Regions from separate parts of the Homo sapiens genome. Here region 1 is linked to region 2. Evidence: chromatin contacts called from ENCODE Hi-C or POLR2A ChIA-PET data. All regions are on one chromosome and are shown on one strand. The core of a region is the stretch at or near the end of the contact, and the rest is flanking DNA. Distances in the headings are between cores, read along the strand shown. Region 1 overlaps LRRFIP1 (LRR binding FLII interacting protein 1). Region 2 has its middle 19 kb from the start of COL6A3.

Region 1 (2,700 bases), core at 6-2,505, 240 kb before region 2:
GCATGGGAGTTGCCAAGGGCTGGGGAAAGCAATGCCCACTCCACCTTCAGCTCTGTGAATTTGGGGAGTCAGTGTTTAATGTGTACAGAATTTCAGTTTGGGAAGATGAAAAAGTTTTGGAAGTGGATGATGGTGATGGCTACACACTAGCGCACTTAAAACCACTGAACTTTACACCTAAAAATGGTTAAAATGGTAAATCTTAGAAATATTTTATCACAATAAAATTATGGTCAAAGTTTTACATTATAAGAAAAGGGCCAGGTCAACCTACTGCTTTACAGCATCCTGTCCAGCTATAAAAATAGTGTTTAAGACAAGTATGAAGTAGAATTGGAAATGCTTATGACAAAGATTATGACAATTATATCTCTGCAAAAATAAACAACACCTAAGGCCCTAAGGAAATACATCAAAATGGAGCCATGGGTGTTTTTATGTCACAAGGAAGATAGAGATATTTTTTTCTTTACTTTTCTTTTCCAGTGTTCTTTTTTCTTCCATGAGCAGGTACTACTTTTAAAGGGGGAAAATAACAAAGTTCATTTCCTTCCATAACTTCATTCGAAAAGAAAGGGAGGAAGAACAGAAAGAAAACCCTTTATGTTTTGTGTTCCTAGAGGCATTTAAACCCAGCCCAGGAAACGGCAATTAATCAGGCTGGCAACTGCTCTCAGCTCTCTGTTTTTTGGTATAGTGGATCCCCCTGGCAGGCTGGTGAAGCCTGTGGAGCATTCTTGGAATAATATTTTTAAACGCATGTAACGAAACATAGGGTTACGAAGGAAACTGATTATTCTGAAACACATTGTCAAAAAATATTTTTAAATCCTGATATAGTGTATCAATCAGAGCCAAGTCAGGAGAAAAAGAAATTACAGCAGTGATTTCAATAGAAGCAATACAGGCAGCCCCTAAACAGGTGTTGCTTGGCCGAAAAAGCAAAGGAGGCCTCATACCACAGAGGCGTCATCTCAGGAACAGCTAGGGCTGGAGACAAAGACCGGGGTGATGGTCCCAGAAGGCTTGGAGTGGGGACCCGGACCTCAGAGCGGGGGCTCAGGAGGGACTGGTGAGGGTGGTGTCTGGGCGTGTGAAAAACACTAGAAACAGAACCAACAACTGCAGCCAGGGTGAAATCCCGTTGCTGGGGTGACGCTCACAGAAACAGGAAGCAGGCAGGAAGCAGCGTGCTCCGGGCTCCCTCCTCCCACTGCCCAGGCTCTCTCTGGGGGCAGGGCCCGATAGGGCACAGCTCTGGCCCTGCAGCAAGGAAGGGAGGGTTTGCAGTGGAGAGGCAACAGTTCAACAGCCAGCACGTGCGTGCACGTCCTTATTCCACCAAATACTGACAGTGATGCATGAAACCATTTCCCCAGCTCTCAGCAACAACCCGAAAGTGACGGAGAAATACCTGTGGTTTCTATTGGTGCTGAGGTCACACTTCTAATACTACCGAAGGTTTTTGCCCGCATTCATAATGGAAGGTAATGCTACCCTTTTATTCCTATTCAGTTTCGGGGATCTCTGGAAATCTATCCAAAGGCCCCTGGGGGAATTCTTGGACCCAAGGTTAAGAATCCCTCTGGGCCTTTCAAGGTGTCAAATGCAGTTCTTTTGTCTTCCTTAATTTTTGCTTTTGAAAGTCACATAATTGACCATTGATACCAGGGTTTTAAAACAGGTTTTTAAAGCAAAAATAATAAGAGGACAAACACATGCCATTCTGCACAGCTCTCATTTAACTAACACTGATGGCCACTCCTGCAGATAGCAAACAGTCACTTTTGCAGTGTATCACATTTTGCCTATTTCTGAATGCCACAGAAAAGAAGGAAAATGCACAACTGCCCTTGCGTCCTTGCCCCTGCTCATCTGCGGGCGCAGGCTAGGATTCTGGGGGGCTGCAGAGCTCTTTCCTGTAATACCCCACCACCCACTTTGACCACGACCTAGATGTTGATGGGCACCCAGTTCATATTTCCAATCCTGACTCCTCCAAGCCTCAGCCCCTGCCGTCTGGACACCTCTTCCTGGAAGCCCCAAAGGCACCTCAAATGTGACAGATCCAAAGCAGAATTCCTGCTGCCCCCTGAGTCCCTTCCCTGCATTTCCTTCCCGCGGGGGCAGCAGCAGTGCCTCCTAGCAGGCTTCACTTGAAGTCCCTGTGCCCAGACTCATGTGTAAAGGAGAGACAATAATAGTGACAACTTCATAGGGGTGGTTGTTGTGAGGATGAAACGAGACAATAGACAGTGTTTGTAGACGCGCTCTGCACAGAGCCTTAGTGTCAGGAAACGCCCACCACTCACTGCCAGCTGCTGGCGCTCCTGAGACAGCCTCCGCCCACCTCTCCGCCCGTCATCGAGTCAGCTTCCTCTCTTAATGCCACTCCGTGCCCTCCCACAGCTGCTGTCTTAGAGCAGGCCTCAGCATGTCTCCTCAGAATGATCTGAATTGTCCCCAAACGGTACCCTCCCCGCCACTGCTGCCAATGTGACTTCCTTCATTCACACATTGATTCATTCCATCCACAAACACGGACCCAGGGCCTCCGCCGTGCCAGATACCACGCCAGCTACAGACAGAACGACCGACCGGGGGCAGCCGCACTTTCTGGGGAGGACTGATGTCAGACAACCGCACACCCAGCGAGGGTAACTGTGAGGAACCACCCCACGCCACGCCCCACGCCACGCG
Region 2 (2,700 bases), core at 127-2,626:
ATTCTCAGTGCAAGTGACTGATCAAGGGATATGGATGCTGTGGGAGAAGCTAGCACAGGAGGGAGGGGAGCGGGAGAGGTCGGGGAGGAAGTGGGGCAAGGGGTGTGCAGGGGAAGTGCAGCCGAGCCGGCTCTCATGTTGCTCAGGGGCATTCATTAGATTTGCCCTGTAGTGCTTGGCAGCCTTCCCTTTGCCAGTCTTTGGCTTTGGGCCTTCTCTGGAGGGAGACATAGTTCTTGGGACCTCTGGGGAGGGGCCGCTGTTGCTTAGGGATGATTCTCCAGGGAAGGCTACCTGTGCGAGCGCTTAGCAGCACCTGCAGCAGCTGGGAGATGGGCTCTCCCGTGGACAATGAATCCTAGGGGCTGGAGGGGGAGTAGCCAATGATGTGGCCATCACCCATCACAGCCCTCATCCTTAGCCATGATACAGAGTGCAGAGCTGTAAGCCATCCGGGCAGCTCAGCCTGGCCCAGACAATTCTGGAAAGGGAAGGTTCCTGGGCTTTTTTCTCCTGTGCTCCGGGATCTCCACTGTGGTTGCCATCAATAGACATGATTACCAGGCACCTCTCTCTGGCGGCACCTGGATGGGCTTCCTTCCTTGGGAGTCTGAAGGTGGCAAAAGGGTGCAGAGGATGTCCTGAGAGTGCAAAGTCCTTCCCCTGCACTAAGAGTCACACGCAGCCATCTGTGTTCTGTACCTTCTGTACCTTTAGCCCATGGCACAGTCTGGCACATGGTAGCTCTCAGGGACAGCTTAGTGGCATGAATGAATGAGTAAAGCAATGATGCCATCAACCTTATTGCCACCAAGTTCCCGGCCATGCTGCTGTCCAGAAAGCCTATTGGGCAAACTTGAGGCCTTGTTATCTTCTCCTTCACTGTCTTTCTAAGAAACAGGCTTGCAGCCCACTCGCCACCCCTCCCAGAGTTTAGTTGGCAGATTTGATGCAGGTCTTGGGTGTCTGAGAAAGTGATCATGTGTGTTTCCTGGGGACGCAGACTGCCAACGTGCAGGTGAGAAGCTACGGGGCAGTTCTCCAATGCTCAGTGACCCCGCTCGGGGCTGGAGAGGTGAGTTGAGGAGACAGCGAGGTAGGGATGCTCATGCATGGTTACGGTTACTGTTTACAGCTTCTCGGCCATTCGTGGCTGCAGCCAGTGGAAAAAGGACTTCACCATTGCTTATAAACCATGAATCAGTGTCCGCCTTTGCTAACGGCTTCCTTGGTGAGTATCTCATTCACTTTGCCCCTGAGGGAGGATGGGGGGTAGCTGGAACAATGTGCGTCTGTGCCATTTCCTGTGAATGGCTGCCTGGCAGTCGTCTGCTCATCAACCCCAACGCAGTGCTCCGACCCCTCCCGGTCTGTGGCCGAGGTGGGCGGGCGGGAGGTGAGCCTGGCTCCTCTGCTGGCCTGCCTCCCCACTTACTCACTACCATGTCATCTACCCAGGCCTGTCCCCGCCCACTTGCCGATGGCATCCCGGACCTGGGACAGCCTGGCAGGGAGCCCATGTTCCTGTTCCTCCCTTCCCTTCCCCAGAACCTTCTTTATCTACCCCAGAGAGCCAGCATTCCTTCCTGCAGGGGCTCATCCTCCTGCAGTGCTGTGGTCAGCAGTGGGCTGGACACAGAGAGGTGAAAGCTCATGTCCTGTCTGCGAGAGGTGCATGGTCTTATCACAGTGTGCACAAGTGATGACACGGAGGTCGGGTACACTCCTGCTGGCAGCCCTGTTGCAGGAGGGCATCACTCTGTCTGGGTTGCCAAGGACGGCTGCACAGCAGAAGTGATTGTTAAGTGTCTGGGTGGAGAAGAGGGAGAGGATGTTCCAGGCAAAGAGAACAGTATGAATGGCTGTGAAGTTCCAAGGCTCTTTATTTGTTACATGTGCTAAAACATTCTGTGGCCTTTAATCTCTTCTACTTACTCCTCTCAACCAATCTCCATGATAACCCTGGGAGGCCGGAAAGATGAGGGCATTATTGTCATTTCACCACAGAGAAATTGGAGGTCAGATGGAGTAGCCAACAATCCACATCCTCTCCTTCAGACCAGTGACAGCCCCCAGCCTGCAGCCTGCCCCCCACTTCTCCATTGCTGGGTCAATGCACAAGATGCATGATTTCATTTCATCCTATTTCACTTCATCTCATCTCACTGTATTCCGCTTGCCTCCTGCTCCCCAGCTCTAGGCAACTACTGACCTTTCTGTCTTTACAGGTTTGGTTATTCAAACATTGCATAGGAATGGAATCATAGAACACATGATATTTTGTGACTGCCTTCTTTCACTTGGCGTAATGTTTCTGAGGTTCATCCACGTTGTAGCGTGTATCAATACTTCATTCTTTTTAATAGATGATTAATATTCCATTGCATGGATGTAATACATTTTGATCATTCATCACTTGATGGACATTTGGGTTGTTTCTACTTTTTGCCTATTAGGAATAATGCTACTAAAATAAACATTTTTTTTGTTTTGCTTTTGTGTGAACATTTGTTTTCAATCCTTTTGAGTGTATAGCTAGGGGTGGAATTGCTGGGTCATAGGATAACTCTATGTTGATCCTTTGGAGGAACTGCCAGAAAGTTTTTTTTTTTTGAGGTGGCTGCACCATTTTACATTCCCACCAGCAGTGTGTGGGAGTTCCAGTTTCTCTGTATTCTCATTAATACTTGTTATCTAAGT

Evidence for each region. A loop is a pair of places that touch in the nucleus more often than their neighbours do. ChIA-PET counts read pairs that join two places held with the same protein, here RNA polymerase II (POLR2A). Pooled maps may share reads with other maps.
Region 1: a loop to region 2 is called in a map of CD4-positive, alpha-beta T cell, with 4 times the contacts of the local background. The contact joins two enhancer-like sites. A Hi-C loop is called at or near these places in 5 of 168 maps with a recorded cell type or tissue (CD4-positive, alpha-beta T cell, CD4-positive, alpha-beta memory T cell, CD8-positive, alpha-beta T cell and 1 more) and 8 of 50 pooled maps. POLR2A ChIA-PET finds 5 or more read pairs at or near these places in 4 of 52 experiments (AG04449, activated CD4-positive, alpha-beta T cell, activated CD8-positive, alpha-beta memory T cell and 1 more).

The regions. Positions count from the first base shown.
Region 1 is chr2:237,673,491-237,676,190 of GRCh38, reverse strand. The region is part of intron 1 of LRRFIP1 (LRR binding FLII interacting protein 1); the gene reads right to left. Among named protein-coding and RNA genes, the nearest start is that of LRRFIP1, 47 kb to the right of the region's middle. RefSeq lists enhancers at 875-1,014, 571-1,117, 1,071-1,365, 2,486-2,700. Within about 2 kb of position 1,255, at least 34 of the 41 ENCODE cell types and tissues checked have a DNase peak (open chromatin) inside an H3K27ac peak, as active enhancers do; they include CD4-positive, alpha-beta T cell and CD8-positive, alpha-beta T cell, where a contact is called at or near this core.
Region 2 is chr2:237,431,592-237,434,291 of GRCh38, reverse strand. No RefSeq gene overlaps it. Among named protein-coding and RNA genes, the nearest start is that of COL6A3, 19 kb to the right of the region's middle. RefSeq lists an enhancer at 877-1,383. Within about 2 kb of position 1,376, at least 9 of the 41 ENCODE cell types and tissues checked have a DNase peak (open chromatin) inside an H3K27ac peak, as active enhancers do; they include CD4-positive, alpha-beta T cell and CD8-positive, alpha-beta T cell, where a contact is called at or near this core.